Regions from separate parts of the Mus musculus genome. Here regions 2, 3, 4, 5, 6 and 7 are each linked to region 1. The links are chromatin loops, found by intact Hi-C in ENCODE. Cell type or tissue: left cerebral cortex. All regions are shown on one strand.

Region 1 (4,000 bases):
CAGCTCTCAAAGCAAATGAATTGGTCAACTCTGTCATCAGGAAATAAGAAAATGTAAGGATTATTCCCTTGGCAAGCCAGGCTCCCTGATATTCTTTGAGAGACGAGGAATTTTGAGCCTGATGCAGAAACAGCCTGTGCCCGGCTCAACAGAGCTCTGCTCTGCTTGCTCTCACCCTGGTAGCATCCATGCGGCATTAGAATCTTTATTAGGACTCTATTTAAATATTTTTTTAACTAGAAATTATTTCTCTAAAGTAATAAACAGTGCACCAAACAACACCAAGTTAAAAATTCTTAGAAAGAAAGGCAGGGAAATTAGATACAATTTTCACACAGTTCTCATGTAAGCACATGAGAATAAAGAGGGGTCCCTCTCACCCTTTTTTTTTTTGAAGACCATCTTTGTTTACTTCATTCCCAAGTATTAAGAGATTGTGTGATCCATTTGCATAGGGTAACTAACATATACCACATCATTTGCACGTCTGCAAGTACACGTGAGTAACCGTAATTACACGTGACACCAATTACTCTATTACTTTGTATTAAATTATAATGGAAAATTCCACTAGAGAATTGAAGCCTAATTGCATCTTAATTTGCATAATTTTGCATATTAATTACATCTCCGATGAATAATAAATTTCAGCAGATTTTTAATTTATGCATAGACACAAAAACAAGTGGAGAAATAATTTAGAAAAAAAAATACCAGCAACTATTACTTAGGGCATTCAACTAATTTTGCTTAGTTTAGCAAAACAAAACTTGGTTTGTTTGATATGGCATCTTTAGGCTGATTGCTGTTTATTGCATAATATGTCTCAAAGCATAGGTGCAGACATGGCTTTTCTTAATAAAAGAGGAGGGGGTTCAATTATAGCATTTTAAGTTTAGAGATTTTATAGTTTGCTAAACCTGTTTTGGGGATAACGTCTCTTTTTAGTTGGAAATATCTTTAATTGTAATTCCTTTTTAAAAACTGAAGATTAATTTCTGTTGTTGCTATTTTAAATGCAAGGGATTACAAAAAATAGAATATAAAAAAATACTTTGGTGAAGGCAACCACTTATAAAATGTGTCAAATGATTCCTTATTTTGAATCTATGGTGAAGTAGCTCAAAATTATTTCTGTGATTTTACATGAGCAATTCAAAGAAAGAATTCCCATGCAGGTTGTTGTTTTGTTGGGAAATCACTGTGCAGAGGAATGGCTTTTAAACCTAGCTGCTATTTTCTGATTATTTTCTTTGTTTATCAGTATCCTAGTCTAAGCAGTAACATTTGCTTTTGATTGCTAGAGACCTCGATTTTAAATTTCTTACCTTTGGCCTGATATTTATTAAATAAATGGAGCAGTTTTCTATAATTAATACATATAAAGCTATCTTTACATCAAAAGTCACAATAAAACATGACTTGGTATTTCTCAAATGATAATACATCTGTGAAAATTCAATTTGTCCACCTTTGCCTCAAAACAAGCCTTCATGTTTTACTGTTGAAGCAAATGCCAAAGAAGGGGGCCCTGGGTGCTGCCTCCTTAAGTCTAATACTATGATCATTTGGCAAATTATACAAAAGGAGAAGATGACAACATCCCAATAAATCAGGAAACTGTCAAGATTAATAATCTTAGCCGTCATCTGTTTTCCTATGAAAGCCCGACTGGCATCAAGCACGTTCCAGTTTATTCTGCCCTTCTTCTGGTTGGGAAACTGGATTTGTGCCAGCCTGGTGGCACACGACCTCCAGGAAGCCATCCTGTATGCCTTCTATCGTATTAGTCTGCATTTTGCCAGTCGCGCTGTTTCACGGGGCTGCAAGCAAGAACTCCTTAGGACACATGCGCCCTTCTCCCGTTTCTGATCAGCATTATCACTTGCTACAGACGGGAGACAATCTTGAGCTTAAAAGTCTGCATTTCTGTTTGTTTCCTTACATTCTAATATTTGCTGTTTGGTTTTAAAAGTTTTCCTCAGCTCAGACAAAGTAGAACCAATGAAAGAAATAAAATAAAGGCCCGACGTTCTATTGTCAGTACAAGGCCTTGCCTCTCTGGTTTCTGTTACTGGATGACAGACCTTTGGTTACTCAGGTATTTAAAAGCTGATCATTCAGCCATCCAAAATAGAACTGTGTCCGTGATCACATCTGTCTCTACTTTTTTGTTCAAGCCTTTTGATCAGGTTCTTACATTAAAGAGGGATTTGAGCTGGCTGAGTTCCTCGGGGAGGGGAGGGGGAAGAAAAAAAAATGATTCCAACATTTGAACAATGGTTCCCTCTTGTGGCCAGGCTTCAGGACTGCTGTTCAGGAAATCGAGAGCGGTGAAAAGTCTCTCCTGATGCTTAGACTTTTGTGCAACCTGCTGTATACCTACTGGCACCTGGTTTGGAGACCCTTCCTTCAGGTTCCAGTCACTGGTCCTATTTTTAGCATGGTGTAAGCTTTGTAGATTGAGGAGACAGCGGAACCCAGCTGTTCTGTGCTCATCATTGCTCTTATGCAGAGAAAAATCTTCCTTTGGAACAGCGTAGTGTCCGTATTTTAGGGAAAAAAAATTGAAGTTGTTAATGAGTATTTGGGGGAAAGGCTGTCTGGCTCTCATTATAGGGTTCAGAAGTGTATTTAGACTCCATAAGTCAAAGCATTCATAATCTCCTGAGGGAGCATTTCTGGTGTAGAATTAAGTCTAGACTGTGCTCATTCGTTTAGGCATTTTCATCTTTGAGGGTAAGAGCCTACAACACGACCAGTTACTCGCAGATGGGCCTCCCATGCCCCTTTCATCCATTCTCAAATAGACTTATTCGATCTGACTTCCTGATGGGACAACACTTGGTCTAATGTAGCATCTGTCAAAGCCCCCGCACAGGTCCTCACGGTGTTGAACCATGCTTAGAGTGGCGACTGCCAGAAGATGCCCCTTTAAACAGACTTTCCCCTCTTTAAGATCATATTCAATGGAGAAGTAAGCTACTGCGACATTGACAGGAATCTGCTCTTGCATACATGAGACTTTAAATATCAAGGAAAAATTGTAGCTGTCCGTGCAACAAGATGAATGCAATGTGTGTGTGTGTGTGTGTGTGTGTGTGTGTGTGTGTGTGAGTGTGTGTGTGTGTGTGTGTGTGTGTGTGTGTGTGTGTAATACAATTCTAGGTATAGAAACATTCTCTCTCAATGCTGTTCTAGGGATCCCATTTAAGGAATGAAAGCTTTTGTATTTGTCAAGGCATTTCCAGGCCACAATTCTTATTTACCTCACAGTTTGTTTGGAAGTTTTACATGGTAAACAATATTCAGGGTAGAAATGGAAGCAGTCTTGCCAATCCTGGACAACATTGTCAGTTGCCAGGAATCAAGACTACAGAGCTTTAGTAATTATTATTTTTTAATTGTACCTATGAACATGTAACGTATGTAAAACATGCGCATGCACATCTGTGCCAGGATATGTATGTTAAAGTCAGAGGACCGCTTTAGGAGTCAATTCTTCTCCCTCTGCTCTATGCATCCCGGGGACAGAATCCAGACCCTCAGTCTTAGCAGCAGACACACTGACCTACTGACCCATTTCGCAGACAAATGCAGGTGTAATTGCTCATATACTACTTTTTCTCTTGAGGGCAAACAAAGCTTTCTGATGCTCTCACATTCACTTGCAATATGAGTCATGTCAGAAGCACAGCTAGGTCAGTAGAGAATAGGGCTACTTCAGTTTAAGTTAGCCCAAACTTCAATATTAAAAAGAATGGCTTGCTTTTCTCCAAGTAGCGGACTTCAAAACAACTAAGGCTTCCTGTCATTGCTTTCAGCAGCTCCCCCTCCCTTTTCTTCACTGTTTCTTGGGAGGTGTCCTCCATGTGGTTTCTTTGTCAGGTAATAGGTGCCTGGCCGAAAGCTCCCCAAAGAGTCCATGCCCAATCCCCTGATTCCTTTCCCTTTTGTTCTGCCTGTTTGTTCAATAGAACAACCCAGGTTTGAATGGCGC
Region 2 (4,000 bases), 650 kb before region 1:
AAGCCATTTTAGAGCAGTGTATGGATGGCACCCAGAAAGCAGGCTACTTGTCCCAAACCCCATTTCCCTGTCCATAAAATAAGACCACAGAAGATCTTTCCTGGACAGAGCTGATGAACTCCATCTCAGTAATTATTTCCTTTAAAAAGCAGGAAATAAACGCACGCAATTCTGATTTTAATTTTTTTTTATCTTTTTTCTCTTTTCTTTTCGTCGTGAGATCCTTTTCAAGAGTTCCTCTTAGGGTCCTTTCCTTGCCCGACAGAACCCCAGTAGCACATTTGAAGAGCCTGTGCCCTTATCCATTCCATATGGCCGGCACAATCCAGGCCAAGCTTTCACTGTGACCTTTTAAAGAGACAAAGAAACAAACTACTATCTAGCAACAGCAAAGCTGCAGTTTTACTGAGTGAAATTAGCAAAACCGACCTGAAACTCACCACTTCAAAACTTGACAGCATATAAATAACAAAACAAAGGAGATTTCCTTTGCAGCCGGGATTCTTGAAGTGAAGTTCAAGACTGGTGTTTTCTATGTCCTTTTTATTATTATTATTATTATTTAAAAAAAAAAAAGCAGCAGACCTGAAGGCGACTTCCCCTGAAATTGTATTATTTTCTCTTCCCTTACCCCCCGCCCCGCTAGGCGGGGGAAGGGCAAAAATAAACGTCTAGAAGAGTAGATATGGGAGGAGGGGGTAAAAGAAAAAGTCACAATTCGAATAACAGCATAGCTAGCTTGTAAAATGTCTAACCTCGGAGAAGGGGTTTGGGAGGGGAGGAGGGGAGAGTGGGAAGTAGGGAGGAGGGAGAAGGTAAAATTGATCTGACAAGTGATTCGTGGGGGGTGGGAGGGGGGAGTCGTAAAAACAAAGCGGAACCCGTTAGGAGCTGTACACTGGTGGTACTGGGGAGGTGGTGAGAGGAATCTCTTAAAAAGAAGGAAAAAAATCACTGCGGACAAGAACCCCAGAAAGGGTGGGGAGAGGAATTAAAAAAAAAAAAAGGTACCCTCGCCCCCTCCTCCCGCTGAGCTTCTGGGAGAGCGCGTAAAGTCGGCTTGGTGTCACCCTCACCAGACTCGTCCGAGACCCTGGAGCCTCGTGGAAAGGCCACCTCGCTTTCTTCCCAGCCACCCCCTCCCCCTCCCCAACAATCGCGACTGCGATTAACAAACCTTAAACTTTTTCCCCACCGCCTTGCACCCCCACTAAGGGTATCTAGCAGGGGCCTGAGAGGGTGAGGGGTAGAGGGTCGTGCCAAGAGCCCCGGGAAGGCACTAGGAGGCCACTTGGGAGGCCGGCGTCACCGACAACAACCCCGGGGACCCTCTCCCTGCCCATGGACGCGGGGACCCGGAGCGCCCGGGAGCATCGACGGGGAGGGAGGAGCAGGGGGGAGGGGGAGATCCGAGGGCAACCCCGCCGCCGCCTCCTCCTCGGCGGCCACTCGCTCCCCGCCCCCTCCCCCCAAAAGTCGCCAAGCTCTCACTCAGCCCGAGTCGGAGGTAAACAAGGAGGTCGACAATGGCAGTGAGACTTGGGGGCGCAGCCGCCGCCCGGAGGCCCCCCAAAACTGATGCAGAGTTGCGCGGAGGGCGGCGGGTGCCCGGCTGCAGGCGGGGTCCCCACGCGGGCGGCGAGGCCGGAGTCGCCGGCGGCCCGGGAGAGGCGCGCGGGGGTCTGCGCGCTCGTGTGAGCGTAGCTCCCCGGACGGCTGCCCGTCGCTCGCTCGCTCGCTCGCTCGTGTCCCCTCGCGGCCGCTCTGCCCCCATTAAACCAAGAGTTGACTCATCCCGGCCGCGGTGGCCGCTGCCGTGCCGCGCTGGGCTCCGCGCGTCCTCCCGGGCTGCAGCCCTCGCCGCCGCCGCTGCTGCCGCCGCCGCCGCTGTGGCTGCCGCTTCTTCCTCCTCCTCATTTTAATGCGAGGCACCGGCTGGCAGCGCAGCCTCCTCCCGGCCGCCCGCAGCCTGCTACCCCGGCGGGGCCGCCGCGTCCCGGGCGCGGGAGGGGGAGCGCGGGCGGCGGGGGCAGGGTGCGGGAGGGCCGGGAGGGACCGGGCTCAAAACCCGGGCTGGAGGGCCGGGATCGGGGGAGGGGCGGGGGCGGCGGCGGCGGCCCGGGAAGAGCTGAGTGGGGCGCGCGCTGGCGGCCGGGCGCGCGAGCATCCGTAATGAGCCGCGAGCGAGAGGCGGGCGGCCGGCCGAGTGTACACAATGCCCGGCGGCCGGGGGCGCGGGGAGGATATGGAGGCGCCCCGGGCAGGTGCGTGCGGGCAGCGCGGAGGAGGGGGACCCTGAGCCACCCCGGCGAGACGGGGGCGGGGGCATGCAGGTGTCACTTGAGGTGGACAAGCAGCAAGTCGAGGCTGGATGAAAGAGCCCCGTGTAGTGCCTGGGTAGTAGGGCAAGACAGGCGAAAAGCCTGGTGACGCTCGCCCTGGTACTTATTCTCAAAGGAATGTGGTCTCTTAAACTGCCAAGAGTGACATGCAGTAACAACTGAGTAAGGGCTTTGGGAACAAGTCAGAAACAGAGATACTCTGGACTTCTGAAACACGCGGCCCGTAGAGCTGGAGTTAAACTAAATTTGGGTCACTGGAAACACACACCTGACTTGCTATTACAAAGGAAAAGATGTCATCACTCTTAAAATACTTCACACCGGGCGAATATAGGAAAGTTTGGGTTAGTGAGTTCATCTGCTGTGGCAATAAGTACTTTTGTCGTCAGAAAAAGATCTCCAGTTACATTATTGGTCATTATTACACAGTATGACCTTCTTTAGGTAATTTTCTAAATACAGTCCACATAAAAATGAACACCGTGACATCTCATCTAAAATAAAAATGCATCTTTTAATCACTAAGGTTTGTCCCACCCGAAAGCAGTTCATCAAGCAAGAGCCAAGTGTTATATTTTGAAGAACTGTTTTTGAAGAATACAGTAGTAGGGGAAAGATGTGTAGAACTGAAAAACACTGTGATACACTTTTTTTTTTTAAAGCAACAAGTTAGGACAACCGCAGAGATAAGGACGAGATATGCAAATGAAGCTCTTTAAAGCGACCAATACACTCTCAGGCACACTGTTTACACTAGAAATCTAAAAAAAAGCAGAAGGTAAAGTAGGAGAAATTACTGCCTCCTGGGGTGGGGTAGGGGGTGCAAGTTTAGGAGGAGCACAAAGAAAATAGATTGCTCCAAGAGTACCCAGGTTCGACCACAAACCGGAAAGGTTAGTCAAAATTGAGGAAGGCAACAGTGAATCTTGGCACCAAAGCCTTGAGAAATGAAAAAAAAAAAAAAAAACAGCATGTGATAGCAAGGCAGAAACATACCATCCAAAACAGAGGAAGTTTAAACCACCTTCGCCACAAAGACTAAGAGTACATTTTTTTAAAGTTGAAATGTGTGGGAAATGTGGAGGCTATTTACAGTATAATAATCAATAAGGAAAATACAAATACAGCCAAATATAGCACTTGCGTGGGAGTCTGTATTGTGACTAGAGGGCTAAACTTATTTTGAAAGATATTTGATATTTAAAAGAACAAACATGATTATCTTGATAAGAACAATGATGTTTTTCAATAGGATACATTAAACTTTCAGTCTCCAGTGTGGATAACTGAATAGTCCTTCAAATTGGTAATGCCTGACATGTTTCCCTGAAACCTGACCTTTCTTAGTAGGAACAGTGTGTTCTAGTGTCATGCTGGATGCATTAAGAAACAATAATAAAAAGAGAGAGAGAAAAAAAAATTATACAGGCCTATAAAGACAGCAATATGTCACTTACTAATGCAACTCAACTTCAATTGAATTCTTAGAAAAAAAAAAGAAGGAGCAGACTAGCTAGCTGTTGGTCAAGACAAATTCTGAGCTAAAAAACAACACTAAAAACAAACAAAAAAAAAAGGTTTCTGAGATGTCGTATTACAAGGGAATGAAAATACTATGTTTCTCCAATAATTTTACACAAATAAATATGACAAAATGC
Region 3 (4,000 bases), 1.5 Mb before region 1:
GTCAGCTGTCCTTGAGAAGAGGTGTTGGGTAGAGACAGATTATCTCTTTTACAATGTGACCTCATGCTACATACATAGCCTGTCAGGCATCTTCTCAGAACTTAGAGAAACTATCTTCTCCCATATTCTGCAAGATTCTCTTTTAATTATTATATAAGAAATAAAGAAAGATCAATATCTGACAAAAGACATTAACATTGGCCTTTAAAAAGTATAAAATATGATCTATAAAATCAAAAATGCCTTTTCAATTTTTAGAAATTTTAAATTTTAAATGGTTAGGAGATATGTAATCAAATTCTAAGTAAAATTTCTAAAACAAGACATTGCATAATAATCTTATTGGTGTTTTAGGAGCTAATTATAACTATAATCTATTTGAATCACTGAAGGAAGACTACATAAAGATACAAATGCCAGATAAAGCCTCCAGATAAGCACTAGGCACACAAAGGCTAAACTCAGCGTCCCCTGAGCGTTAAATTTCAAAACTTACTTGTTCTACTTCCAGATATTAATTTGTGACATTGACAGTACAACAGCTTGCCCTCATCTTTAACATTTGTAGAATTAGTTGCACAGAGGTAAAGGAAACACTGTTTCGGAAACACTGTTTCAGAGACTGCGCTGCAAGATTTCTTTTTAACTGGGAATGATAGAAAAAGCCTTTTATCCCAGCACTAGGAAGACACAGGCAGGTGGTTCACTGAGTGCTCAAGGTCAGCCTGGTCCACATAGAGAGTTCAAACACATCCAGGACAACATTGAAAAACCCAGCCTCATAAAAAACAACAACAACAACAACAACAACAACAAAATAGAAGTTATGTTCCGTTATACAACCAATTCCCAAAGCTTGATGACAACAGAGCTGACAGTGACAGTGTTGTAACATGAGAGTAACTAATATTCAGCCCTGACCACTTGACACTATTCATGTCAACTCAATTTCTCACACTTCAAAGTGTGCACACAGGAGAACCACTTAAAGTCATCAAGGCATTTGCAGTCAGGATTATCAGCCAATATACAGTACTGAGATATTTTTTAAAGTAGCAAGCCCTACAAACTATGGACTCTTGAAACTTGGCAACTTTGTTTTACAATAATACAATCACAAGAAGGGAAATGGGAAGCAGTACTGCTGTGACCGGCTTGGAGTCTCAGCTCCATGAGAGGCGGAAGCAGGTGCATCCCAGTGCCCGAGGTCGGCTTAGTTAACATTAGGACCTTGTCTCCAACAACAAGTAAAGCTTGTGCTGCAGATGCAGCGTAGCTTACTCTGCTGCTGGGGTGTGCAAGCCTTGAGTAAAAAGACAAACACTCCCAAGATTAAGGTGCCCAGTGCAAGACAGATGATAGAAGGGGGCAGAGCCCACTGATGAAACAAGGCAAGGATGTTAGCAGCTGACAGTGGTGACCGTAAGTAACAATTCCTTGGCTTCACGCTCCCATTGTCTACAAGCTTTCATTCATACTTTTTCTCTCAGTCCTTTAAATACTCGTGGGAAAGAGACATGTTAAACACTGTATAGCCATTCTACGGCTGCACCTATCCGAGAAAACAGCATGGGAATGCTTGTGCTAGGCTGAAAGGATCAACTGTCTTAACTATACAGATTTATAGTCAACTGTGGTGGTACATGCCTTTAACATCAGCATTAAAGAGGTGGAGGTTGGGGGGTCTCTATGAGTTCAGGGCCAGCCTGGTCTACATAGTGAATTGCACACCAGCCAAGTCTCTCAAAAGAAACACATACACATGTAATAAAAACAAAAAAAGATATCTGAGGCACTTTAGATAGGGCAAACTTATACAAAAAAGATATACATTCTTCTGGTAAACTATTTCACATTGGTTTAAAAGAGCTATAATGATAACAAAAAGAATTCACATTTTCAAAAGTAAATTTTAACTCAGATTCTGCTACTCCTGTAGTGCGAATCTGCATGAATTTCTGGTTTTAGTCAGTTAACATCAATATGAAAATATACCCTAGAGCTGTGTTTCAATGAATTTTACATTTAACCTAAATGTCAAATTCAAAAATAAGTTAATTACATTATAAGAGCTATTGCCTACAGGGTAAAAAGGAATCCTAGTTTAACACCTTAAATACTATAATACCATTTAATAGCAGCATTGCCTTGCCAACTATCAAAAACCTACTATCATAAACTATACCAGTTGATCTTTTTACCTTGCTCTTTTAAATTATAATAAATTAATGCCTTAATATTACAACAGTGATGGGCATTAATTAAAAATATTTAGTTAACACAAGTACCCACTGGGCAATACATTGTAACAATAGCTCTTTTTCAAAACAAAATTACCACTCAATGAAATATTTTAAACTCTGAACAAGTCAGGGACAGCATAAAATAACTATCTTTAAATTAAAACATCCTTTTTAATATAATGAGTTAAAATATGAATGTAGTTGTAACATTTATCAATAAGATGTACATAGATAAGAAAGAAATGGTTTTCCTTTGCAATATCTTTTTTCCATTTGCTTCATTGAATTTGTACTTTAAAAAAATCGTATCATAACCATAGATTTTACATGTATGAATATTCCTCAGTTCTATGCTAAGTGTAACATATGGTTTTCTTTTATACTCAACTCTGTTATTTATTTTGATCAGCAATGGCATGCCCAGTTAGCAATTTTATCTATTATTTAATATGCCATATTTCAAGCTATACACTATACTTTAAGACTAAAAGGAGGATCTGGAGAATGCAACATATAAAGGTAATATGGGTACTGTGAAAACACGGTGGCAATGTACAAGCTTCACAGCTGTGACAGCATCCCTCTATAACACTGTGGGAACAGAAGTGACAACTGACAAATGGATAACTTATACAAACCCCAACTACCATGACATAAGAAGGTCAAATATAAACAGATTGTAATACAGTATTATTCACGACATTCCTACCAGTGCTTTTTGTATACAGGGCCCTTGCTAACAGAGTGCCTGTAACCTGAAGAGATAAATGACACACTTCCAATGAATTAAATGAAGTAGGTCCATAAATAAAGACATTAAAAGATCACGGAGTAAATTTGGTATCTTTCTATGGAAGCTCACTCAGTATGCAAATGTGTTGTCAAGTGTACAGTGTGTGTGCATGTTCCAAAGCATTGGGACACATCATTAGAACTAAATAATTACTCATTAGAATAACGTATATAAATTAAATCATTTTTCATTTATCTAAGGGCAACTTATAATGCTTAAATATATTAGTACTGAATTTGCAAGGGGTTTCCTACAAGGAAAATCAGTTCCATTGGTTCCATTATATACATTTTCAAATATTACTGGAAATAATCTTTCTTTTTCTTTGGTTTTAATGTAATAAAGTAGAAAATTAATAAACATTATAAAATTAACAAGACAAAAAGATAAAATATGCATGTAAGAACTTAGAAGGTTATTTCTGTTATTTCTTAACCTTGCAGACTGTCGTGTACCACAAAGTCCTTTATCTATGAGATATTTTAAAGGCATGGTTATTAATTAGTTCCTGCTATTCTACGGCCAGAATTCTATAAAAGTATGTGTCTGGTATGCTATCTTGTAAACATAACTTGTAACAAAAGCTGTGAATGTATGTAATTTTCACTTACATATATGAATTGAACGTCCCTTCAGTGTCTAAGGTAGAATTTGATCCTCTTCCATTTTGACTTAGATCTCCTAGAGACAAAAATAGAAACACTGAAATAACAGAAATTGCAAAATTGAGTATTTCCATTAAAAAGCACTATGTGACAGCTCTACGTAGTCTCACAGTAAAAAATTTCAAAACAATAGATATATATCCTGCCCTTTTCTATCTTCCCAATTATCTTTTGTACTCAGAGCTTTTAGGTTAAAAACTCACGTGTAGGTCAACATACAAACCAATATCAAAACTCTTAATTTGGGTAGGAGACTGCCAAAGTAATTGCTAGCAGGCAAAGTATGATAACTTTTGTTA
Region 4 (4,000 bases), 1.6 Mb before region 1:
AAAAAAAAATTAAAAAAAGAAGAAAGAATAAAATGACCTTTAATTAAAAAAAAAAAAGTAAAAGAAACAAGAGACCTTATATACTAAGTGAACCTAATATTCCCTTTTCTTTTAAACATACAACAACTAAGCATCTAAGCATACAAAAACAAAGGGTAGGCAGGATTCCTGACAGTAAGGATCTGAGTGTGGTTGTTACATGGGTACCTTTGGTGCCTGAAATAATCAAAATCCAACAGTCAATAAAATTTGTTGAAGTAAACGAACTAGTTACTAGTTGTGAAATAAGACTCAGATGAAATGAACAAATAGAATGGAGCTCCAGGCAGTCTCACGGGCCACGGAGCTGATCTCATGATTACATTAAGTAAGAGACAAACGCTTCCATCAAGGCGGGCGCTTTTGTAGCAGTCCTGTAGTGTCTCACTGCTGTAACCCAGGGTTCAGGTTGAAGGTAAAAGTCTGCCTCCTCGCCGCACTCCTGCACAGCACTGGAGCCACCAGCCCCTAAGCAGCAGTCAGTTCAATGCAGACCATACTGTAGGTCTGCACTCCAGAAATGTATATTTAGGCTGCTGGAATTCACAAGAAAAGCTAACATACAGGAAAATGTTTAAGAAAAAAATTTGGTTAACTTGGCAGCATTTATCTATCATTGCTAACATTGTTTTCTAGAGTAAACTTTGAAATTGCATTCTAATTTGAAATGGTTTTGGTTTGACAAGTTAACTCTTGAGACATCTAAGTACAGTATTATGAAAGAACAAAACTGTTCATCAACCCTTTATGCCAATGTTAATTTCTTTTAAAAGTACGATTTTAATGGTTTTTTATTCCTACAGTGACCCTTAAGATTTCTATGTATGCAATCACTGATGCACACACAAGATGCATTTATAAGCTTATTTTGTAGTTTCAAAGTCAACTGGGAAACGCAATTTTAATTTTGTTACTGAAATAATTTAAAAATACATCATAGAAATGCCTCTTTTCATTCAACAGTAAAGATCCAGAAAGAGATTATATCAAGTAGAAACTATTCATGTTTATTAGTGTTAGAAATATGAAGCTGGTAACTTCAAAATGTATTCTTTTGATATATTTAAAAATTTCATAGTATGTATTCATTGTACACGGTACTGTTATAAAAGAACATTTTCATGCAAGTATATGTTATATGTTGAACATATCCTGCCAATACTGCCTTCTTTTTCCCTTCCCAGCCTTTTGTGGATTAAAACGGTTTCATTGTGTATATAGACTACATCTTCTCTATCCACTTCTATGTTATTGGACAGTTAGGTTAGCTCTAAAACTACGACAAATAGTTATCCAGCAAATGGGAATGGGCCAGTGACTCTGTGACACGATGTTCCGGAGCCCTGTGGGTCAATGCTCAGGAGTGGCACAGCTGTGTCCTGAGGTTGATCTATGTCAGTGTGCTGAGGATACTACATATGGATTGTGGATTACTACAGTGCTGTATTAACTCATATTACCACTGTCATAAAAATACTGTCTTATGATACCTTAAAGAACTTCAAACAAAGATTCATTACATATAAAAAAGTCTAAAGTCTAGAAAACAGTCCTTAGGAAAGATGTACAAATTCCCCATGGCTTCATGACTGTTTGTGATTCACAACTGTTGCCGATGGACAGTGACTCACCGGCTTTTGTTCATAAGGTCGGCTCCCCGTGCTTTGTAGTAGTCTAAGTTGGGGTGGAACTGGTAAGTCGCCGGCCTTGGATTTCTCTAAAGAAAAAGAAATACAAAACAGTGTCTAAAGGACCATATATAAGACATTTAGTAATTATCATACCTGGCTAAAGGAGCATATATCAGACATCTAATAATCATCATACCTGGCTAGGTGGCCATCTAGTGATTATCAGACCTGACTTTTGTTCCAGTGGTTCTTTCTTGGCTGATGAAAACTGAGAAACATCAAGCATACTCCATTGTGACCTATGCTGCTGTGCGAATGCATCAGTGTCGCTAGGCTGGTTTCTGGTGCTTTCAGTCACTTTCAAATATATATTTCAAAAATGAGATAAAATTACAGCAAAACTGAATAATTACTTGGTTTGCAACATAAGCATGAATAATCAAAAGAGGCCAAGGGACAATAGGTGGAGAAGGTAAAAACAATCCTAAATATTTGATGGCCAGAAATCTAAATATGTCCACTAGATGGCACACCGAGTCCTCCATTGCCAAAAATGAATTGTTTTAAAGTTAACAATTTCTATGTCATCTAATCTTATTCATGAGTTTAATAAGTACCAAAAATGTGTCAGCCAATGGAAATATTAGAAGTATGGCCATCAAACTGGCCAATGAAAAAGGGCCAATGCACATTTCTATAAAAGTGTCAATTCTGCCCTGTCTGTCATTTAATATTATTTATAGTATGGGAGGAATGTCTTCAAACCATTAAACTGGGTGTGTCCATTTAAGTGTACAGCTATTCTTTAAACTGTACTAATTATTTAATGTGCTAACCTCCTCACAGACTATTACAAATTAAATATACTTGCACTTTATAAAATCATAACATTTACACCATAATTTAATTGTATATTACAATCTCTAACATAATAAATTACATAATTCCCTCTAAAATGTTTTATAAACATCTGAATGTTTTCTAATGTCCACGTAGGCACTTAATTTAGGTAACAACTAGGTCTTTAGACCAGAGCATGCACTGTTCTCTGAAAGATCTAGTTAGAAACAGAATGGCTGAATTTTATCATAATAGAAAAACACGGCTATGCTTAGATACCAACCCTTGGAGATATCATCTCAAGGTACTGATATGCCTGCATGCTGGGGTGGGGTATAGAGGAAATATAATTAAGGTTAAATAGTTTGAAATTCATCAAGCTAATAAGCTGCATCTTAATGGCCATGAAAGACCTTTTCTCTTTTTGCTGAGAGTATTTACACAGCGCAGCCTGTTCATATCTCTTCCAAGCCAGCCCTAATCATCTGACAGAAATGACAATCCCCTGATTTAACTACAGCTACTATTCCATTGGTTTGGTATTCAACAGAGATCTGTAATAATCAAATCTGAATTGCCTTGATGAAGATAACGGCTGCTTCCGTGACTACATACTGTTAAGTCTAACTGCAACTTCTCTCTCTCCGAATTATATAGGTTTCTCAGGGTAGCTGATGACAACCTAGACCCAAGTATACTGGAAAAATAAAATAGAGGTTAAAGCCACTGGCAGAATACATTCCAGGTCAGAGTCTGCTCATCATCTATTTTAAAAATTACCTCCTACAAAACTACGATTCATGACTGATTCTGCTCTTTATTCTCTGAACCTGGAAAAGCATTTTGTTTTTGCAAATATAAAAGAGGTTTCTTTTCTGACTTTCAACAAACTAATAAAGTATCATGCTACTTTTGTTAGAAAATATTAAAAGAGCAGTCCCAGGGAATGGTCCCTGAGACATCTTTACAAAGAAATGACAAGCAATTCAAGACATGAAGTGCTGATCTATCTAGGCACTTAAAGCCATTATTAGGAACAATGATGTGACTTGAACACATGAATGGACTCAATATTGCCTTCACTGAGACCTATTTAAATTCCTAAGAGACCTGCTAGAATCAAAGGGAGATAGTTAAAGTCTTGCAGTACTGAAACAACACAAAAAGTAAAAATACAAACCAAAACAAAAAGAATTTGATATTGAATAACTACTGAAAAAGCAAGAAAATAAAAAGGGACTCAGTGTTCAGTTCTGTGAAAGGAAAAGTCTCTTGTTAAGACAGTGCACCATTAAAACAGAAATGTGCACACATATGATCTGCACAAGCACCATGAAAAATATAATGTGGGTCACAAAAGTAAAACTTATCTAAGACACAAATGTACACACACACACACACACACACACACACACACACACACACACGTGCTTGCACACACCAATTAAAGCAGTGGTTCATAACCTTCCTAATGTTTCAACACTTTATTA
Region 5 (4,000 bases), 270 kb before region 1:
GAAACCTTAAAAAATTTCTAAGTGCAGGAAAGAAACAACTTGCACTCAGTAAAAAGAAAGGTAAAGCCACATGACCTGATGAAGGTAGAGGGGTATGTGTGTGTGTGTCTGTGTGTCTGTGTCTGTCTGTGTGTGTGTGTGTGTGTGTGTGTGTGTGTGTGTGTGTGTGTGTGTGTGTGTGTGAGAGAGAGAGAGAGAGAGAGAGAGAGAGAGTGAGAGAGAGAGATGTGGCAACATCCAGAACTTCTCATCCGATTGTCTCTACTCAGCAAAATGTTTGAGACGAAGATGGAACTTAAATATTTCAGGGGAGAGGAGAAGTTACAAGTAGTCACCTTGGAAAGCGGGACAGTGAGTGGAGTGGGGAGCTGTGGGGTGATTGTCTGGCCACATGAAGGGCTCTCCTGTGGAAGTGAGCTGGAATTTAAAGTGAGGCCAGTCAGCAGTCCTGTGCTTATTTCCAGCCTCATTTAGTTTCACTGGTGCAAGTGAGGTTACTAGGAGAGTTGGCTGTAGCCAGAGTTGCATTTTTTTTTTTTAATGAGTAGACCCAAGGGGCAGAGCTGACAGGGCATGTGCAAAGAAGAGACTATAAAGAGTGGTCGCAGAACTTTCAGGAAGACAGAGGTGGTATGAAGATGTGAGGAGCCAAAGGCAGTTCAGAAGCTAAAACGATGGGTTTTGGATGGTAGTGCTGAGCTCGGGTATGACAGTGTGTCAGCTGGAAGTAGAGAAGTCAGAGAGTGGAGAGGGGAGATTTAAATCCAAGTGGAGGTTCTGTTTGAGGGAGCAAAGGGCCAAGGGTAGGAAGAATGTCAGAAGTAGTGTGAAGCGTTTGGAGAAATGAAAACCCAGAATTTTGAAATCACTTATCTGCATGGATGTTGAATGACAGAAGGAGCTTTGTAGAAAAAGATCATGTAGGGAAAGAAATGTTTTAAAGATTTAGACAAGAATAGCCATAGAAGCGTAGGAGAAGAATGAAGAATGCCTTGTGTAGGGGAACAGAAGTGGGCAACATGACAAGATTGAGGTGATATCTACTTGACACCCAACTTGGAGGTTTACATGGGTCAGGTAAGTAACAGCAGGAAGGGTATTAGCAAACAAGAAAACACTGAAAACATTGAAAATGTTACCATTCAAGAATGAGTGGCAAGGGCTGGATGACCTGGAAAGCAGTCACACCATCTAAGGAGCCCAGACTTGTGTTCAGAGAGGTTCACACAAAACTATACACAGATTAGAGTATGGCTTACTGAGCCCCATTTGAACTTCAGCTAGCCTGAAGACACAGCTATTGAACTGGTACCCATCCCAGCCCACCACTTCCTGCTCCTCATCCATTCCTGTCTCTTGACATCCATTGATTTCCTCTTCATCTCTGTGATAGTGTCATATTGAGAATGCTACAGGGATGGAATCAGACAATATATAAGATTCCATAACAGTCTTCATTAAACATAATGTCCTGAAGTGCATCTTGCCTGGCTGTGTCAATCACACACACTACTGAAAGGCTGTTTACGCTATCACATGCAAAGTCATAGTTGGTCCAACTGTTTGTTCATGAACAATTCTGAGTTGCTTTCCTTTTTCCCCCTTTCCATTAACCCCCATATCTGTCACAAACATTTCACACACAGAATAGAGTCTTTCAAAGCTAATTATTGAAACCAGATACCTTAAAATCATAAGCGCGATATTCCACTGTGCTCTTCTGTCTAACTACAGTTAAAATAAAGGTGTTAAAAATGGTTATTAGAAGAAACAACTTTAAGACATTTTACCCATATCTCCTTGTGGCACCTTTGTTGCTTGGATAAAACATTCTTACCAAAAGTAGCTTGGGGAGGAAAGGGTGTATTTGGCTGTTGGGTAACAACCATCAGTAAAGGAAGCTAAGGTGGGAGCTCACAGCAAGAAATCAGATGCAGAACTTAAGCAGAGACCACAGGGGGATGGCTTGCTGTACATGGTTTGCTCAGTTTGCTTCCTTATTCCACTCAGGACCATGTGCTGAGGTGTAGAGTGTCTTGGGCCCTCCCAATAATCAAGAACATGCCCACCGACTTGCCTATAGGCTAATCTGTTATAGGCATTTTCTCAATTGAGTTTCCCTCTTCCCTGCTGACTCTAGTTTGTGTCAAATTGTCAAAAGCTAGTATGGCATCCTAAAATTCTTTTATTTATTTATTTATTTTAGCAATTACATGTATACAGATAATTTACATTGATCATAACCCTCTAATTATCTTCTCTTGTCTTTTTTTCCCTTCTACCAAATACCTTTCTTCCCAACAAATGTCCCTTCTACCTCCATGTCTTTTATCTGTTGCTCACTGTACTTATTTAGGTTTCATTGCTTGGATAAGTGAAGATTAGGAGACATTATTTATTTAAATAGAGGCAACATACTAAGGACTATGACTCTCTCTCTCAGCAGCTGTTTAATGTCCACAAATCTTCTGGAAGATATGGGGCCTTCCCTTCCAGATATGGGCTCCTTCACCATTCATAATCAAAGGTCCCTCTACAGTCTTGTACTGAACCTATGGGTGTATTCGCTCCTTCTTTGAGTTAATGTGTAAAGTCACTGAGACAGCTTATAAAATGAAAAACCATGAAAACACACACACACACACACACACACGCACACACAAACACACACACACACACACACACACACACACACACACACACACATCACACACGAGGGGGTGGGTGTGTGAGAACAATATAGCTAAATCTAGAAACCAGAATTCTCAGTAGATAGTGGATAGCCACAAAAGTGTTTGACTCTATTGAGTTGAAATCCAAGCAGCAAAGCGAGTCAGTACTAATGAGACTGTAGCTTTGAGAATCCTTCCGCAGGGGTGATGATGAATTCTGGGATGCAGAGAATGTTCAGTTTCTGGGTCAGAATGATGGCCATTGGCTTGTTGCAATGATGAAGTGCAGAGAGCTGCACATGTATTGCAGGTGTGTTTTGTGAATGTATGTGGGTACCAGTAAGATATTTAAACAAAAGCTTTCTCACATGACCTGGGGACTTCTTGAATGTGTCCTCTTGTTTTGTTGCTCATAGTAGGCTGGAACCCACAATTTTATTTATTTTTCAGGCATCAATATTGTTTTATCTGTAAAGCTTTCAGGGAACAGGAAAGAGTCTCAATTCAAGCTTGGTGGCTGAGCAAGTCTCATTACTTATTGACAGTGATAGCATCGATTTCATCGGCAGCCCTCTCTCCTGCTATTCATTCAACGGGTAGCGCCTAATTTGAGAACAATGGAATGGACATGTAGAATTTTTATTTGTTAAAGGGGCAACATCCTAGAAATGAAATTACAATTAAGTTGAGATAAATTGTCATAGAACTTATTTTTTGATATACATTAAGGCTATAATCGAAGGGCATTATGCACTGCTTAGGATGGCAATGAAAACATAGTCGAAATGAACTTCTCCAGGCTGTTTAACTACCTCTTATTAGCATTGAAACTATACTCACAGCCCATTATTTTTTTGGTATAAGGGAACTGCTATCAAAGTGTACTTAATCTAAAGGGAATTGGTTTATAATTGGAGTCTTCATGAAAGCAGAATTAAAATTATTTGGTAATGTTACTACCTAGCACAGTGCTGTTGGAATGCAATGGTACTGATTGGGAATATTGGTACGCACTATCTGGTGTCATGTCCTGCTCTGTACCTTTATTTTTAATCACATGAGTATTGAGTAAGGACATATTTATTACTTTGTTGGGTAGAACTAATTTTCTGATGAGTATCAGACTGTTTTTATCCAGCCAAGGGTTATTTGTTAATATGTATATCTGTGAACCTGCATGGGCTTATATATACTAGGTGCATGCAGGAGCCAATGAATGTCAGAAGAAAGCATCAAATCCCCTAGAACTGGAATTACAGATGGCTATTCAGTGTCATGTGAGTGCTAGGAACATAGATCTTAGTTGCCGAGACATTTCTCCAGTTCCA
Region 6 (4,000 bases), 1.5 Mb before region 1:
CTAAACAATTAAACAATTGGACCATCCATTCATAGTCAGGCATTGTTGGAGTAGTTGGACCCTCAGCCTATAAGTCATCTTAATAAATTTATTTTATAAGATTCATTCTTTTAAGTTCTGTTATTCTAGAGAACCTTGACTAATACAAAGAGTCACTTTTCTTTAGGAGTGTGGCCACTGATAGATTACCCATGTCCCAGTAGATAAATCCAGACCCATACACATTTGGACTTACTGTATTAAATAATAAGTAAGTGTTTTCTCAATTCAAAATAGTTCCACATATATACCCATGATGTGTTTTTATGAAGTACTTAGCAATCAGTGTTAAAAGATGAGATAAGGAAGCATATCTTCACTTCGAATCCCAAATTAAACTTAATTTCTAACAAACAAATCAAAAACAAGCACTTTTATGACCTGAAAACACCAGTAATTTTGAATAGGGAAAAGTATGAATTAGTGCCTTCCAGTCCCCTCCATAATGAGTTCCTATTCACGAGGGTGAAGAAGCTACAGAAGGTTAACTGTGGCTAGTGGCAGGACTGCCATCCTATCCTGTCAAGGGCAACAGGCTTTTAAGGTCAAGTTATGTGCTTCTTAAATAATGGAACACAATTATTAGTTACCATGAATAAGAGCCTGTACCTTGACTGCAGGCTGGTACAGAGAAAGAGACTGAGGCAAATGAATTAGAAACATCACTGAAATTTACAATCATCTAAGCTTATTCATATGTATAGTTCTAATTAAGGTGTACCATTTCAAATTGATGAGAGCTCTAACAAAAAAGACACATAAAGACTTTAAGATACTGTCTTTTCTATGGAATAGTATTTGACTAATAAACTATAATATAAAGTAATATTTATGAAGTATTTACCAAGTGCTTAGAATTCATAGAGCCTCATTGAGGTGTGAAGCTAGGGGAGTGAATTCATGAATTTTTAAAATAATGATGATAAGCTTAACAAAGTTCTTGGGTAGAAAAAACTGGCTTTATTATAATTAAAACTCCAAATACAAATAACTAAAATTATAGCTACTTAAATTTTGTAACAAGAATAGATCTATCTAAAGTTAAACAGACTACCAAAGAGCCAAACTAAAATAATCTTTTGTTTGTTTGTTTAATGAGCATACATGAGTGATAAAACTGATTTTGAACTTAAGATAAAATAATAAGAAATACCAAAGACCTGCTGGTAGAGTTTTTTTTTTCCAGTTTATTTAGCAAAACTAAAGGAAAAGTAGTCAGGAAATTATATCTTATACTATATTTTAGACTGACAAATATATGTGCACGAAAGTACACATAAGGGTAGCAGGTAATCTGGGTTACCAAAACCTGACAGTGATGCCACCAAATGCTAAAATGCTAATTCTAATATTTTAGGCCAAATACTTTTAGTTCCTATGGGAACTAGTCTCTTTGGATATGTGTCTTTAACTCCTCTTTTCAAACAAGGAAACAAATAGTTAGAAAAATAAAACTGCTCAAAAGAGAAATAAAAAAAAAATCAATGTAAATTAAGAAAAGTGCCCTTCTAGAACAAGTAAACTAAAAGACACAGTGCAACCCAGACACAAGGGAAATGAGCTCTGTCTATTAAGCAGGAAAAAGACCACAATCGTTTCTTCTCCTCCGACGTGAGTTAATATTCAATGTAAGGGCAGAAAATAACTTCTTAATAGTCAGAATGAGGAAGATGTGTTATGACTATAAGCAGTGACGAATGGTCTGGTATATCTAAATGTTTAAGAATTCTTTATATTTTTACTTTTTAAAAGATTTCATGAGTAATGTATTAACATGATCTCCCCACTCCTTGTGTTCCCTCCACCTCTTCCCACATCTTCACAAATAACTGAAATTAATGGGTTTCTTTTTCATTAATATTATTATTTTATAAACACACAAACTAATATAGAACTAAGTTGCTTTAGTTAGTATTGCTCAAGTGAATGCTTATAAGGCTTACCACTTGGTGCTGGATAACCAGTTAGACGGGCTCATGCCTAGAGAAGTCATATTTTTTCCTCCCTTGACAGTCAATGTAGCTCTTCACCTAGGAGTGGGGTTTTGTGTGAGTGATATCCTTCATCCTTCATGGCTTAGCAACTAATGGTGTCACTGTTTTTGTGTTATATGGTATCATTGAAAGTTCATAGGTAAAGTTTCCCTGTTGTGTATAGAAGACACAACTTTCAGCTGACATCCTGGCCCTCTGGCTCTTACAATCTTTAGGTCCTTTTTTCTATGATGTTCCCTGAGTTTGGGTGTAGAGACCTAGACTTTAATCACTCCTTAAAAAAAGCATTAGTGCCACCAAGTGGCAAGGACTCTACCATTGCAGGTACCAGATCCCTGAAAACAATCAGCCAGTAGATGCTGATAATGGATTAGCAGTGCAGGCCTTGGGATTCATATGATAAAGTGGTGTTAAGAACTTGAAATTACCCGGGTACTTCTCAAAGAGATTACTGTGAGTGAATAAAACTGGCCAAGTCTGTAGCAACTGAGCAATTGTTCCTTAAAAAACTCTAAACCCAAACCAACAAACCAGAAGAGTTGTTACTGTTGTTGTTTGCAGCAATTGCTGAATTTCCTTTAATAAGACTTAGTCCCATAGTTAACCTCCTGCAATGGCTTGTTTTTCTTGATTTTTATTTTTGACATGGAAATCGTTTTGTTTGTTTTAACAGAATATCTCACTGTGTAGCCCTGGCTAGCCTGAATCAGACAGGCCTTAAACATACAGAGATTCGTTTGCCTCTACCTCATCAGTACTGAGTTTAAAGGTGTGTGTCACAACAGCTAATCCTATGAAACTACTCAGAATACTCAATAAGTGAATACAGAGTGATTACAAAGATATCTATTTTCAATTATATACTTTAATGTTTCCTAATATTCATCAAGAATTGATGTAAAACTTCTTAAATTTTTCATGTTCCAAAATATATTTTTTTTCACACATAGTTTGGTCATATTCTTTCCTCTTCTTCAATTCCTTGCCTATACACCTTCTCTTCTCATCCCATTTAATATTGTTTCTCTTTTAAAAGAGTCAAAGTCTAAACCAAAACCCAAGTCCTAAAGTATAAGCACAGACACAGACATACACACAGATGACAGACAGACAGACAGACACACACACACACACACACTGAACACACAAAGAGAAAAAACCAAATGGTAAAAGCATGAAGTCAGTTTTGTGTTGAAGCCTGAGGCCTGTCCAGGGCTGTGGAAATATACCAAGTATCACTCTATTAAAGAAAACTCATTTTCCCTCTCAGGCAGACATTCATTGCAAATGACTTCTTGTGTGTACAGGACTTACACATGCTGTTGGAGTTTCTAATTGGTGTCTTCTAAATCTATTGTTTAATAATTTTGTAACTGAAGTGATGCATAATTATATGCTAAATTTAGAGAAGTTTAATCAGTGATCTAACTTATCATAAACTACAGAATATGTCTATATTCTATAGACAGAGTGTCTCTCATTTGTATGATGATTTATTTCTACCCGAGTTTCCGATATCTGGAGGTGAACAGTGTCCCTCAGGAATGATTTAAAACCTCAGACAGCAGACAACACAGAGAAAAAGAGGTGGGAGAACAAAACTCAAACAACCACAGGAAGGGGAAAGGATATATGATATTGGAAAGCTCTATCATTTGGACACACAGTTATTTTGGCATCTAACAATATAGGAACTGTTCAGTGGGGAAGAAAAGGGTTATATCACCATAAGTGAAAGAAAAAAAAAAAAAAGAATGTGGGAAAAGAAAGTGAAGGAAGATTCGCTGGCTTCTGTGACCAGGAAGTAATGGGACTGGAGATCTCAGAGATGGTCATGTAGCTGATGAGGAAAACCTTGTGATCACTAGAAGGTATGCACAATTTTATACTTCTAATGTACAAGATGAGCTTTAAAACATGGTCATATCATTTATGACTATATTTTAAAGGCAAATACAAAGGGAAAA
Region 7 (4,000 bases), 490 kb before region 1:
TTGTATCTTATATCTTGGGTATCCTAAGTTTCTGGGCTAATATCCACTTATCAGTGAGTACATATTGTGCGAGTTCCTTTGTGATTGGGTTACTTCACTCAGGATGATACCCTCCAGGTCCATCCATTTGCCGAGGAATTTCATAAATTCATTTTTTTAAATAGCTGAGCAGTACTCCATTGTGTAAATGTACCACATTTTCTGTATCCATTCCTCTGTTGAGGGGCATCTGGGTTCTTTCCAGCTTCTGGCTATTATAAACAAGGCTGCTATGAACATAGTGGAGCATGTGTTCTTCTTACCGGTTGGAACATCTTCTGGATATATGCCCAGGAGAGGTATTGCGGGATCCTCCGGTAGTACTATGACCGCCAGACTGATTTCCAGAGTGGTTGTACAAACTTGCAATCCCACCAACAATGGAGGAGTGTTCCCCTTTCTCCACATCCTTGCCAGCATCTGCATTTCCATATCATTGTTCATTACTGAAGGAAGTCAGGGCAGGAACCCGGAGGCAGGAGCTGAAGCAGAGGTCATGGAGGAGTGCTACTTACTAGCTCCTCATGACTTGCCTAGCCTGCTTTTTTACAGAATCCATGACCACAGCTAAGCGTGGGACCACTCATAGTGGGCTTGGCCTTCCCCCCACAACAATCACTACATTAAGAAAACGTCCTACACACCTGCCTATAGTATAATCTTATGGATTAAGCATTTTCTTTTCACTTGAGGTTCCCTCCTGTCTGATGACTCTAGTGTGTGTCAAGTTAATACAAGTCACCAGGCAATAATCCTTTTCTTACTGAGCTATGGTTAGGCAATCATTCAAAGCTGATCTACTGGGTTCAGAAAATAATTTTCTATAAACTGCCTTTTCCTAAACAGCTCATCCATGTATTTTTCAGATGCTAAGGTTTTTGGTCTGAGTGCTTTCAAATGCATCTATAAAATCAATATTAAAGTAGAGATGAATAGGATAGGTGTCTTAAGGTTTTCATTGCTGTGAAGAGATGCCATAACACAGCAGCTCTTATGAAGTAAGACATTCAACTAGGGCTGGCTTACAGTTTCAGGGCCTTAGTCCATTATCATCATGGCAGGAAACATGGCAGTGTCCAGGCAGACATGGTCCTGGAGAAGGAGCTGAGAGTTCTACATCTTCTTCTGAAGGCAGACAGGAAGAGCATTTCATCCACACTGGGCAGAGCTTGCACATAAAACATCAAAGCCCACCCTCACAGTGGTGCACTTTTTCCAACAGGGCCACACCTCCTCATAGTGCCACTTCCCATGGGCCAAGCACTTTCAAACCACCACAATAGAAAAAGAGCAGGAAAACTTTGACTTTTGGTTGGAGTAAGCTGCCTTCAGCTGTAATCCCCTACCACTAAGTGCTCAGTCATTTTTCCTGAATGGACAATGGCTTTAGGTTCTGAGACTGGTTACAGATTTGGCATGTACCTCTAATGGTTTGAGATGGCTATTTGGCCACGTGGATCAATGAAGATAAAGGGGAGAAGCACTTTCTGTCTCCATTGACAGCAGGTAGACATCCACTTCATAGAGCTGCGAGGCTAGACATTGCTTGGATTTGATTGATTGACCCTAAGAATCACAAGAATCATGTCCTGATTTAATAAAAGATCTTGCAGTTCCTTCAATAGGCAACTCTGTCATCAGATGCTTGGCCATACATAAAAGCATGACTCTGATTTCTAAGAGGGAAGCGAGGCTTTGCACAAAAAGCATTGTGTTTATGTCATTCAGTTAAACTCTTTTTCCAACCCCTCCTCATGCATCATGTCATTTGCTTCTTTACTTCTTAAAAAACAAAGGTACAGAGCATGTGCCATTGCCATCTTCCATTCCAGAGACCCAGGAAGCAGAATAATATGTCAAAGGTTAGGGCTCCAGTGACTAGAGAAGTCAGGATTTCACTCGTATCTGTCGCTCTCCAAAGCATTGTCTCTTAAGCACCACCATAATATCATCACCGGATGGGTTCAATTGCAGAAGACGGTATCAGAAGTATGGTTATCTAATCGCTGCCTTCTTTTCCTATCAAGACCTGGTCTTGCTATGGAGCTCAGACTAACTTCACATTAACTTCCTCTGTCTTAGTCTCCTGAGTACTAGGATTATAAGTGTGTGCCTCTGTGTCCAACAGGTAAGTTCTCTCAATGGTTTCATCCAGTTACTATCATATCTTTCCAAAGAGTGCCCTGAGAATTTGTGTCCCCAAAGTGAAATGGTTTTTGCCTCTGACTGTTGTTCTCCACACTGGCCACTAGGTGGTGCATTGTAGAGTGACGTCTTTTCTGCTGTGAATTCCCAGAGGGTAGAAAATTTCAGGCAGCAGAGCAGAGCTCCCCTGCTCTGTTGGATTTCAGGGCACTTACTCGTCCATCTTAAAAAAAAAAAAAAAAAAAAAAAAAAAAGCCGTGTATCTACTGGAGACAAAAGGAAACTTACATGAAGCTCGCTTTTTCCCATGACAGCCTTTGTCTGGAACGCCTTTGGTTTCAAGGAACCAGCTGCTTTGAGTGAACTAAATAAGTCCATAAGAGCTAAGTCCTAAGATTTCAAGCAAAGAAGTCTGTGATTTGATTAAAATGTTCTATGTGTGTGTGTGTGCGCGCGCGCGCGCGTGTGTGTGTGTGCGCGCGCGCGCGTGTCCAGACCCCTACCTTCAACCTCTGGCAAGGAATCTTTTCAGAAAGAAAATTCTGTTCGGGCAGCAACAGGGCTACCATGGGGTTTGCCCTCCACTAACACGGAAATGAACTTTTCACCCCTTTTAATATTTAAAAACAGAAAAATCTCCTGATACAGGCAAATAGGTCATGAAGTGCCAAATATGTGGAGATTTTGTGTGTGTAGATATGAATATGTCAGTCGCGAAGGTCAGGATTCCCAGAAATACTGAGTTTGATTTGCTTGATTGGCCAAATAGGGAACTCACTAAACTCCTATCCAGTAATAACACCCATGGCTGATGCCTCAAGGAAAGGCAGTCCCTTTGAGGGTAAAGAAGCTGGTGTTCTGTCATTGGGATGGGTGTCTGGACTTGTGCAGTGAGCTTTTCTCCCAGAGTAAAGGGACTGGACACCTGAGCACCCACCACATCCTGGGTGGGGATTCCCAACAGAGGGCTTCCAGCAAATGGGAAGTGGTGAACGTGTATGTGTGTACGCACTTGGGTAGCCTGTAAGAACGTGGGATGAGAAGATAAGAAATGCAAGAAGCGTTTAATCTATTTGACAATTATATCTTGAACTGATGTCGGTCCGTTTGATTTTCCTTCTAAGAATAAGCCATCGCCGCGCACTTTGTTCATTGCAAAGAGGCTAGATTTGGTGCCATTTTTGGTGACACATGGTTCAGAATGAGATGGACCTGCAGAAGGAAAGCCTTGAAGGCACTGTTAATCCCACCAGGTGGAATAAGACCACTACTACAATTTTTCTTTTGAGCCAAATTTGAAGCAAACTTTATTAAATACTGGCCAGGAAGATGCACATTGCCCAGGGACATATCCAGGATTCCCAGAGAATGGCCACAAATTACATTAGTCAGGCACTTATAAAGGCAGACCCTCCAGGGCTCTGTAGCTCATGCCTTTGTCCAGTGGGCGCAAGCATACTTATGCACTTCTTGCCTCTATACCTCTGGCCTCTGTGTGCTCAAGCACAACCTGTCTGCAGTTGGAACAACCAACCTTATTTATAGGAGTGAAAACACACGGTTGTTTTTCCTACATGAACAACAGCCCCCAGCATTTCAGGAAGCTTTCTGTCTTCAGGCAAGTGGGGCTTACAGGTAGGTTGGAGGCATTTTTTTTTTTTAAAGATAAATGGCTTAAGCACAATAATTTAAACTTAAAACATAACTTTAGCCATCACAGTGCAAGTCTGAACATTGAAAGTCATGGGCTGGTGAAAGGGCACAGTCAGCCAAGGTACTTGCTGCCAAGTCTGGTAATCGGAGCTCAATGTCCAGG

The links. Hi-C counts contacts between places; a loop is a spot of excess contacts. Peaks named below come from ENCODE experiments on the same cell type or tissue, not always from the same donor. Only the 100,000 strongest peaks of a DNase experiment are listed, where the experiment ranks them.
Region 2: a loop joins it to region 1, with 5 times the contacts of the local background. A loop is called at or near these places in 6 of 42 quality-filtered maps.
Region 3: it touches region 1 in a loop (5-fold over the local background); 6 of 42 quality-filtered maps call a loop at or near these places.
Region 4: it touches region 1 in a loop (7-fold over the local background); 9 of 42 quality-filtered maps call a loop at or near these places.
Region 5: it touches region 1 in a loop (3-fold over the local background); 2 of 42 quality-filtered maps call a loop at or near these places.
Region 6: it touches region 1 in a loop (3-fold over the local background); 5 of 42 quality-filtered maps call a loop at or near these places.
Region 7: a loop joins it to region 1, with 4 times the contacts of the local background. A loop is called at or near these places in 6 of 42 quality-filtered maps.

What each region holds. Positions count from the first base shown.
Region 1 is chr17:52,459,686-52,463,685 of GRCm38, forward strand. No RefSeq gene overlaps it. Among named protein-coding and RNA genes, the nearest start is that of Gm27217, 140 kb to the right of the region's middle. In left cerebral cortex, a CTCF peak has its summit at 2,296 (motif pointing left); DNase peaks (open chromatin) are centred at 113, 1,861, 2,259 and 2,741; H3K4me3 peaks cover 293 bases; H3K27ac peaks cover 1,233 bases.
Region 2 is chr17:51,811,328-51,815,327 of GRCm38, forward strand. All of the region lies in intron 1 of Satb1 (special AT-rich sequence binding protein 1), which reads right to left. Among named protein-coding and RNA genes, the nearest start is that of Satb1, 19 kb to the right of the region's middle. In left cerebral cortex, a CTCF peak has its summit at 1,867; DNase peaks (open chromatin) are centred at 369, 1,928 and 2,401; H3K4me3 peaks cover 2,780 bases; H3K27ac peaks cover 2,816 bases.
Region 3 is chr17:50,980,958-50,984,957 of GRCm38, forward strand. It overlaps Tbc1d5 (TBC1 domain family, member 5), which reads right to left. Exons shown (of 22, transcript NM_028162.4): 4 at 3,648-3,717. Among named protein-coding and RNA genes, the nearest start is that of Gm31083, 100 kb to the left of the region's middle. In left cerebral cortex, no CTCF peak of the experiment used is centred here; no DNase peak of the experiment used is centred here.
Region 4 is chr17:50,812,086-50,816,085 of GRCm38, forward strand. Tbc1d5 (TBC1 domain family, member 5) reads right to left here. Exons shown (of 22, transcript NM_028162.4): 16 at 1,671-1,756. Among named protein-coding and RNA genes, the nearest start is that of Gm41598, 23 kb to the left of the region's middle. In left cerebral cortex, a CTCF peak has its summit at 2,190 (motif pointing right); a DNase peak (open chromatin) is centred at 2,195.
Region 5 is chr17:52,185,712-52,189,711 of GRCm38, forward strand. No RefSeq gene overlaps it. Among named protein-coding and RNA genes, the nearest start is that of Gm19585, 38 kb to the left of the region's middle. In left cerebral cortex, no CTCF peak of the experiment used is centred here; no DNase peak of the experiment used is centred here.
Region 6 is chr17:50,970,010-50,974,009 of GRCm38, forward strand. The region is part of intron 4 of Tbc1d5 (TBC1 domain family, member 5); the gene reads right to left. Among named protein-coding and RNA genes, the nearest start is that of Gm31083, 92 kb to the left of the region's middle. In left cerebral cortex, a CTCF peak has its summit at 2,341 (motif pointing left); a DNase peak (open chromatin) is centred at 2,351.
Region 7 is chr17:51,969,366-51,973,365 of GRCm38, forward strand. No RefSeq gene overlaps it. Among named protein-coding and RNA genes, the nearest start is that of Gm20098, 89 kb to the left of the region's middle. In left cerebral cortex, a CTCF peak has its summit at 2,287 (motif pointing right); no DNase peak of the experiment used is centred here.